Regions from separate parts of the Homo sapiens genome. Here regions 1 and 3 are each linked to region 2. The links are chromatin loops, found by intact Hi-C in ENCODE. Cell type or tissue: B cell. All regions are shown on one strand. Region 1 has its middle 46 kb from the start of LARGE1-AS2. Region 2 overlaps LARGE1 (LARGE xylosyl- and glucuronyltransferase 1). Region 3 overlaps LARGE1 (LARGE xylosyl- and glucuronyltransferase 1).

The links. A loop is a pair of places that touch in the nucleus more often than their neighbours do. Peaks named below come from ENCODE experiments on the same cell type or tissue, not always from the same donor. Only the 100,000 strongest peaks of a DNase experiment are listed, where the experiment ranks them.
Region 1: a loop joins it to region 2, with 2.3 times the contacts of the local background. A loop is called at or near these places in 6 of 110 quality-filtered maps.
Region 3: a loop joins it to region 2, with 2.2 times the contacts of the local background. A loop is called at or near these places in 2 of 110 quality-filtered maps.

The regions. Positions count from the first base shown.
Region 1 is chr22:33,209,222-33,211,721 of GRCh38, reverse strand. It overlaps a transcript of LARGE1 not described here. Among named protein-coding and RNA genes, the nearest start is that of LARGE1-AS2, 46 kb to the right of the region's middle. In B cell, CTCF peaks have their summits at 1,188 and 1,390 (motif pointing right); a DNase peak (open chromatin) is centred at 1,401.
Region 2 is chr22:33,273,019-33,275,518 of GRCh38, reverse strand. It overlaps LARGE1 (LARGE xylosyl- and glucuronyltransferase 1), which reads left to right. Exons shown (of 15, transcript NM_133642.5): 15 at 895-2,500. The coding sequence ends at 1,092. Among named protein-coding and RNA genes, the nearest start is that of LARGE1-AS2, 110 kb to the right of the region's middle. In B cell, CTCF peaks have their summits at 918 and 1,117 (motif pointing right); DNase peaks (open chromatin) are centred at 1,118 and 2,438; H3K27ac peaks cover 2,500 bases.
Region 3 is chr22:33,324,225-33,326,724 of GRCh38, reverse strand. All of the region lies in intron 10 of LARGE1 (LARGE xylosyl- and glucuronyltransferase 1), which reads left to right. Among named protein-coding and RNA genes, the nearest start is that of MIR4764, 110 kb to the left of the region's middle. RefSeq lists an enhancer at 1,210-1,259. In B cell, no CTCF peak of the experiment used is centred here; a DNase peak (open chromatin) is centred at 1,044; H3K4me3 peaks cover 977 bases; H3K27ac peaks cover 2,373 bases.

The DNA.
Region 1 (2,500 bases), 64 kb after region 2:
GGCTCACTGCAGCCGCCGTCTCTGGGGTTCAAGCAATTCTCGTGCCTCAGCCTCCCGAGTAGCTGGGACTACAGGTGTGTGCCACCACGCCCGGCTAATCTTTTGTATTTTTAGTAGAGACGGGATTTCAGCATGTTAGCCAGGCTGGTCTCGGACTCCTGACCTCAGGTGATCCATCGCCTCGGCCTCCCAAAGTGCTGGGATTACAGGTTTGAGCCACCACGCCCAGCCTCACAGCACTTTTAATTCCCTTGAAGAACCTTTCCTTTGTGTTCACAGCTAGGCTGTTTGGGACAAGAGGCCTAGCTTTTGGCCTATCTCCACTTTCAACATGTCTTCCTCACTAAGTGTAATCATTTCTAGCTTTTGATTTAAAGTGAGAGGTGTGTGTCTTCCTTTCACTGGAACACTTAGAGCCTTTTAAGTGTAACACTTGTAGCATTATGAATTGTCCTTATTTCAATACTATTGTGTCTCAGGAGGCCCGATGAGGAGGAGAGAGATGAGGGAATGACCAGTCAGAACATTTATAGATTAAGTTCTCTGTCTTACATGGTTCATGGAGCCCCGAAACAATTACAAATCACAAATCGCAGATCACTGTAACAGATATAATAATAATGAAAAAGTTTGAAATACTTGAGAATTACCAAAATGTGACACAGAGACACAAAGTGAGCACGTGCTGTTGGAAAAATAGCACCGATAGACTTGCTCAATGCAGGGTTGCCACAAACCTTCGATTTATAAATAACACAACTATCTTCAAAGTTCAATAAAGCAAAGTGCGGGAAAACGAGGTCTGCCTGTACCTTGTTACGGCAGCCAGAGCCAATGAATGCAAGGCCCCGGGGCAATGACTCACCCACATTTTGGGGGAGCCGCAGAGGCATCCGTGGTGTGAGGCCCAGAGCATAGGGGCAGCCTGGGAACAGGGGAGAGCCAGAGAGGGAAGAGAGGTCCACCATTCACCTGCAGCCCAAGGAACCAGGCCAGGTGAGCCCGTGTGCGTGTGAGCGCCCAGTGCTTCTCTATGGCAACAGGGGTGGAAGCTTGCATGGCATGGTGGGTCAGGCTTGAGGCTAGGTGCCATCAGGCCACGTCTGCCGGTGACTTAAGGGCAGGGAACAGCCACCATAGCAGCGGGCCTGGTGGCGGGGTAGGCAAAACAGCATGAAGGCTAAGACTGAGTTCAAGGAGGACCTCCCTCTGAGGCCTCCAAGAATGAGGTTCAGCCCTGTAGGGCTCCTAGAGCATCGTCAGTTGCAGAGGACAGGAGACCATGGCTGAGCCAATCCCAGGCGGCACACAGACCAGGTTCCGCCGGTGTCGTTCTCTTGCCATTTTTCAGAGAATGGGACCATTAAGACGCTAACTTCATTTTTTAAACCACTAGATGTCACCCTTGTGCCACCCCCGTCTATCTGCCAGACCATGCTCTGTGGAGGGCAAAGAGGACAAGGATACACGCCCCAAAGGCCTGTGGAGGCCGGGAGGGCGGCTGGTAGGGACCCCTGGGTCAAGGACCAAGGTTGAGAAGGAGCTAATGGAAAGCGACAGCCTCCTGGATCTGGAGAACACGGCTCTGGATGACTTTCCAATAGTGTTTCTCAACTTTGGCTGCATACCAGGAAAGCTTTAAAAAAACTGATGCCTGGGTCCCACCCTCAAGAACTTCTGTGTGAATTAGTAGAGGATTGGGGTGGGTACTGAGAGTTTTGAAAAATCCCCCAGTAGTTTTAATGTAGAGCCAAGATTAAGATTAAGAACCACAGCCGGGCGTGGTGGCTCATGCCTGTAATACCATTGCTTTGGGAAGCTGAAGTGGGAGGATCCCTTGAGGCCAGGAGTTCGAGACCAGCCCGGAAAAAATAGCCAGACCCCATCTCTACAGAAAAATAAAAATACAATTAGCTGGCCTGGTGGTGCACGCCTGTAGTCCCAGCTCCTCAGGAAGCTGAGGTGGGAGGATCACTTGAGCCCAGGAGGTCGAGGCTGCAGTGAGCTGTGATTACACCATGGCACTCCAGCCTGAGAGACAGAGTGAGACCCTGTCTCTATTATTTAAAAGAAACGATTGAGAACTGCTACTGTAGGCTGTGATTATGAATCCAGATATTGTACATAGAGCAAATATTTATCAATTGAATTGCAGTTGAAATGTACTCTAGAAGTTTGTTTTTATGAGCAAAACTGAATAAAGGAAAGTCAATGGATTTTTTGGAGCAGGGGTCAGAGTGTGGAAATTGAACCCACCACATCATATTTTCCTGTGACTGAATTTAATTTGAAAGGTATCTAACAAACATACATTTTATGTGGCACCCTGTGTGAGTCTCATAATATACTATCACTGTGAAGAGCTCTAATGTTGGAGGAAAATTACCATAGATCGCATCTGCTACCTCCTACCTTTGCATTTGTTAGTTCTGGAGGGTGAAGGTGGTGGAAAAGAGCTATAGAAAGAAAGTTAAGCAATGAAAGCTGTAAAGGGCTTAAT
Region 2 (2,500 bases):
CACTCATTCCTCACCAGCAACTGTCTTTTCTTGCTGCTGTTGTATTGTTCTACCTAAAACAGCCGCCTTTCCCCATCCCAGTTATCCCTGAGTTTATTCTTATCTGCTCTGAGCTGGGAAACTAGATAACAAAAGCTTGTCAGACAATATGTCCAAAATGAGAGTAAATAGATCTGAGTAAAAGTGTGCTGAGTTCTCCTCTAAGCGATATGACCTAAATCTGGGTCACCTGTTTTGGCTATTCAGAGGCCTTTTATTTTTGGCCTGAGTATTAAGCTGTATTCTGCCAAGTTGAGAATACTGGGTGACAGTGTGACCTGCGATAAAGATGTGTCAGGGAGAGGTTTGTTCTTGGTGAGCTTAGGTCCAGCAAAATACTTGTTTTTATTTCATCTGGTCTCTCATTCCTGTTTTGTACCCTCTTTTGCACTCATCTGTTGAGACTGTCAGATCGCATCAAGTCCTATGAGGAATCATAAACAGATGTCAGTTAATCGAGCAAGAGAATATCCCATGGCGTGTGTCATCCTAGACTGTCCATGTGGGTGTGAGCTCACATCTATTTATCAAGAAACCTTTTCTAGGCCATGAGCTCGGCTCAGCACTGTTTATACAGTATTGGCTTCTCCGTCATGGTCATCATTCAAGAATATTATTACTTTCACCTTATAGATGAGAACATGAAGGCTCAGAGAAGCCAGTTTCCTGGTCCAAGGTCATGGAAACAGCCCTGAATTACCCCACTCCAAAGCTGTTGTGCTGTCCTTTGCCATCTGCTTGTGGGTGCCATTATCAAGTCATTCATTCACTAGCCATTCAATCATTCGCTTGGGCCTTCATCATGCATGACCCTCGGCTCTTGCGGGTTCTCACGCTGCTCTTGTCTTCTTCCAGGAGTATGAGTTCATTGTGCTGCCCAACGCCTACATGATCCACATGCCTCATGCCCCCAGCTTCGACATTACCAAGTTCCGTTCCAACAAGCAATACCGCATCTGTCTCAAAACCCTCAAGGAAGAGTTTCAGCAGGACATGTCCCGCCGCTACGGCTTTGCTGCCCTGAAATATCTCACAGCCGAGAACAACAGCTAGCACCAAGAAGCCCACCACTAGGGGGAGACATGCTGTAGGGGAAGTGCCACTCGCTGTTTGGGGCCCGGCCTTCAAATTCAAAATTGAGCCATGCTTTTTCGGTTTGTTTTTATTTATCTCTTTGGCCCAGCCAAGCTGCCCTCACTACAGAGACCTTGGACAAGGATCCAGCCAGTCCCTCTCTGCCCCACAACCCTGCATTCCCAGAGGTTAGCTATGCAGCCCACCTAGATGAGTCTCTTCAAGAATGGGAAATCAAGGGGTGACAGGGAGTAAAAGGGTTATCATCTTACTGCAAAGCCACAAGATCAGGGCAGGGCTTTAGGATGTTCTGGATGCTTTTTAATAATTATGCTTCCCATCATAACTGGGGAGAAAGGGAAGTCAGGGTTCTAGGGGTTATTCGTCCCAGGAAATAGAAGTGAAATTGTCTTTATTAAGTGAAAACTTTCCCCTTTGCCCTGCAATGTAGCTGGGCATTCAAACGGAGGGCAAACCGATGATCTAAACCAACCACTTGGAAAAACCCAATGGGGACATTGTAACCAGAGGGTCCTGGAGGTGGGGTTGATGGGTTTCCTTATCCCCAAAGTCACTCCTGTTTTGTTTTGTTTTTCTTTGGGGGTTTTGTTTATTTTTGGGGCTGGCAATCCAAAATAGAAAATCTGATCCTTTGAGGCTCTAAAGGAAAATCAGCTGCCTCTACCAACCACCCTCTATCAGCAGTGGCCCAGGAAGGAGGTCAAGCATCTTCGGCCGATATTTAAACATGGGCAGCTTCCTTCAGGATGATCACCGAGGCTCCCGTGACTTTGAACTCCCTACTCTCCAGAATCCAGGGGCTATAGCGATGGGGACTGCGGAATTACGAGGGCTGGCTGTTTTACACCGGTCACATTTTCTATTGGCAGTGACTGATTCATGGGAAAGGGCTTTGAAGGAACTACTTCAGTGCACACACAAGGTACGAACCTCTCAGGCCTTTCGAAGAACTTTCATAATTCATGAAAGCCCAGTTCTGAAGATTCACGTATCCATCTGGAGACCTACAGGAAGAAAGTGATTGGGTTCCTCTGGTTCTTGCCTGCTTCACTGTGGATGGGAAGAGGTGACAACCTCAGTCTCCCTTTGGGACCTGTCCAAGGGTAGGCAACCACCTTCACCTTCACACAGATTGAGGAGACACTGGACTTTTTACCCATTTTCTTTAATCTTCAATATTAATATTGTGTTTACATTGATGAGAACAAGAGTTAATGCCCTACCCTCTGCTGGGCTGTTTGTATTGAGTTGCAATGTGACCAGCGAAAGCTGCATTTAATAAATGAAAGTACAGACTGTTTCTTCCCCATTCCCCTCCCACTCTTGCAGGAAGCTACTGAGACACACCTTGACATAGAGAGCTAAA
Region 3 (2,500 bases), 51 kb before region 2:
CTCCCTTCCTCTCCTTTCCACCATATCTCCCTTTCTCAAGTGGCATCTCTTACTTGTGCAGTAGATAAGAAGGCAGCTCTGGAATGAGGCTGCCTCATGTGAAATCCCAGCTGGACTGCCAGCTGTGGGATTCCTGGTGATCTGCTTAAACTCCCTGCACCTCAGTTTTCTCATCTGTACGATGGAAATTAGTTATTCCTATCTGATAGACTTAAGAGGAATCAATAAAGTAAGACAGGGCCAGGAGCTTAGAACAATGTGGCAGATGGCAAAGGCCCCCCAGAATTAAGGTTTGTGTTGTGATTGCACTGTGTTTGTAATTAGTGACTGGCTTCATTGCCTCTCCTCCTAGACCATAGGAATAATACAAGTGCAGAAGCAGGAGCTCATTCCCCATTCCTAGCACAAGACTTGGCATAAAATAAGAGCCTATGAATTGTATGTGATGCGTGAATTAATACTGATAACTGGGAGGGAGGAGACCAAGCCTTTTTCTTATCTCCTCCAAGTCGAGGTCAGGGCTGGGCAGACCCTCTCTGAACCTTCACTCAACAGTCCTGAATGCAGCCCCCTACCTCCCTGCAAAAGAATGAAAATGGACTCATAGTTTGGTTTCCTTAGTAAAAAAATGCTTTGGGTTCCTGGAACTTGTTGATTAATACACACAGCAGGCAACGAGGAAGGTCGTGAGCTTTTTCTGCCTGTCTGTGTGGCTTAATAAGATGTAACTGCTTTGTGGAAACCACAGGGACAAGCTCTGGGTTAGGTTTCAGGAGACCAGAGTTGGAGCCCCAGCTTCTCTGAGCACCTTGGGCCCTCATCTGTCAACTGAGGGCCCTAAGGGCAGCCTTGCCTGTCTCATGCAAGCGCTGGGGAGGAGTAAAAATGAAATAGTGGATACGAAGCCACCAAAAAGTGAAAGCAAGTTGAAAGTGCAAAGCAACATGCTTGAGTGGTAATTTCCCCATCAGTGATTTCACCCATTGCCCCAAGACATCAGAAGGAGGGGTGTCACAGGAAGGAAGAAACGGGGCCTCCCAGACTCCTTAATTGGTCCATCGTACTATGTCTCCATCACTTACAGGCTACAAGCATTCAAATGTGCCTGTTAGTCAAGGTAGCACAAGCAGCTGTAATGTGGCTCAACCTGCTGGAACCTTGCAGAAAGTCCACATGGGTGTTCATGATTGGCAGGTAGTTTTTCTGCAGGTTGAAGGACCCAGGCTCCTTTTGTCTTGTGGCTCTGCCCTCCACAGAACCCCAGCCTGCTCTACAGGATTCTCTTGCTCTGGCTGTCAGCCAAGAAAAGAAGGCGAATAAAATTTGTTCCTGAGCAAGGCTTCAGAGTGGTGCCTGTACTAGCCAGAGCCTTTCCAGACTCCAGTGGCCAGAGCTGTATCACAGAGTTATTCTTAACTGCAAGGAGGCTGGAGATACAGCCTAGCTCTGTGCCCAGGAAGAGAGCAAAATATGGATATTGGTGAGCACAGGATGTTTCTGCCACCATGTGAAATACATGTGTTGAGTCCTCTGCAGTCACAGAATCGTTTACTGTTAGAACTAGAAAGAAGCCCAGAGGCTGACCAACTAGGCATTGTAGTGAGTTGGTTACCTGCAAGAATTCAGAGGAAATACACCTGGGTTTGAATCTCAGCTACTCTGTTCGCGCATTGTATAACCTTAAGCAATGGCTAAACCTTTCAGATGATGGATGTCTTCTTCTACTAAAGAGGACTAAGAGTGGTTCTTGATCTGTAGAGTTGATGTGAGTCTTACATGAGAAAGAACCTGCAAAAGCTCTCCCCACTTTACCTGACCCAGTGAGTGCGTGATCCTTGAGCGTCACTTTAGGAAGTCCAAACCCTTTGTCTTACTAATTCAGAGACATGACTTGCTCAAGGTCGCATAGAAAATGAGTGTCAGAGATATCAGGTCTCGCTTTTCAGTTATCCCCATAATCTCACTCCTTAGTTTGCGCAACTGTGAACAGAAGTCTCTAAGGCCAGAGCACAGGATGCACTTGTACTCCCTCTGGATCCTCAGGTATAACCAGCCATCATTTCCAGCAGCTCAAAAAGTCAGTCTAGGCCACTGTCCTTAAAGATGAGGAGAAATAAATGCAAACTGCCTAACGGGCCATTTTCCCTTGGGTCCAAATTTCCCTCTGCCTCAGCTGGCTGCCCAAAGAAGCAGTTTAGCAAATGCATTTTATCTCAGGAGAAATCTGTCTTTTGTTTCTGTGCCTCCCTTGTCAGGAGCCCTCTGTTCCCTGTGGCAGTGGCCAGAGAGCAGAGTACAGTAGCATTCAGACCCTGTTAATGAAATACTCCCTCCGGCTCCATGGCTCCCCAGAGAAATTACCCAAACCCTGGGTGAAAAGGAGGCAGGTTTTGTTTTTGGCTTTTTTGTTGTTTGTTTTGGGGGGGGGGTTGTTTGTTTTTGGCTTTTTGTTTTTGTTTTTTTGGCTTTTTTTTTTTTTTTTTTTTTTTTTTTTTTGAGA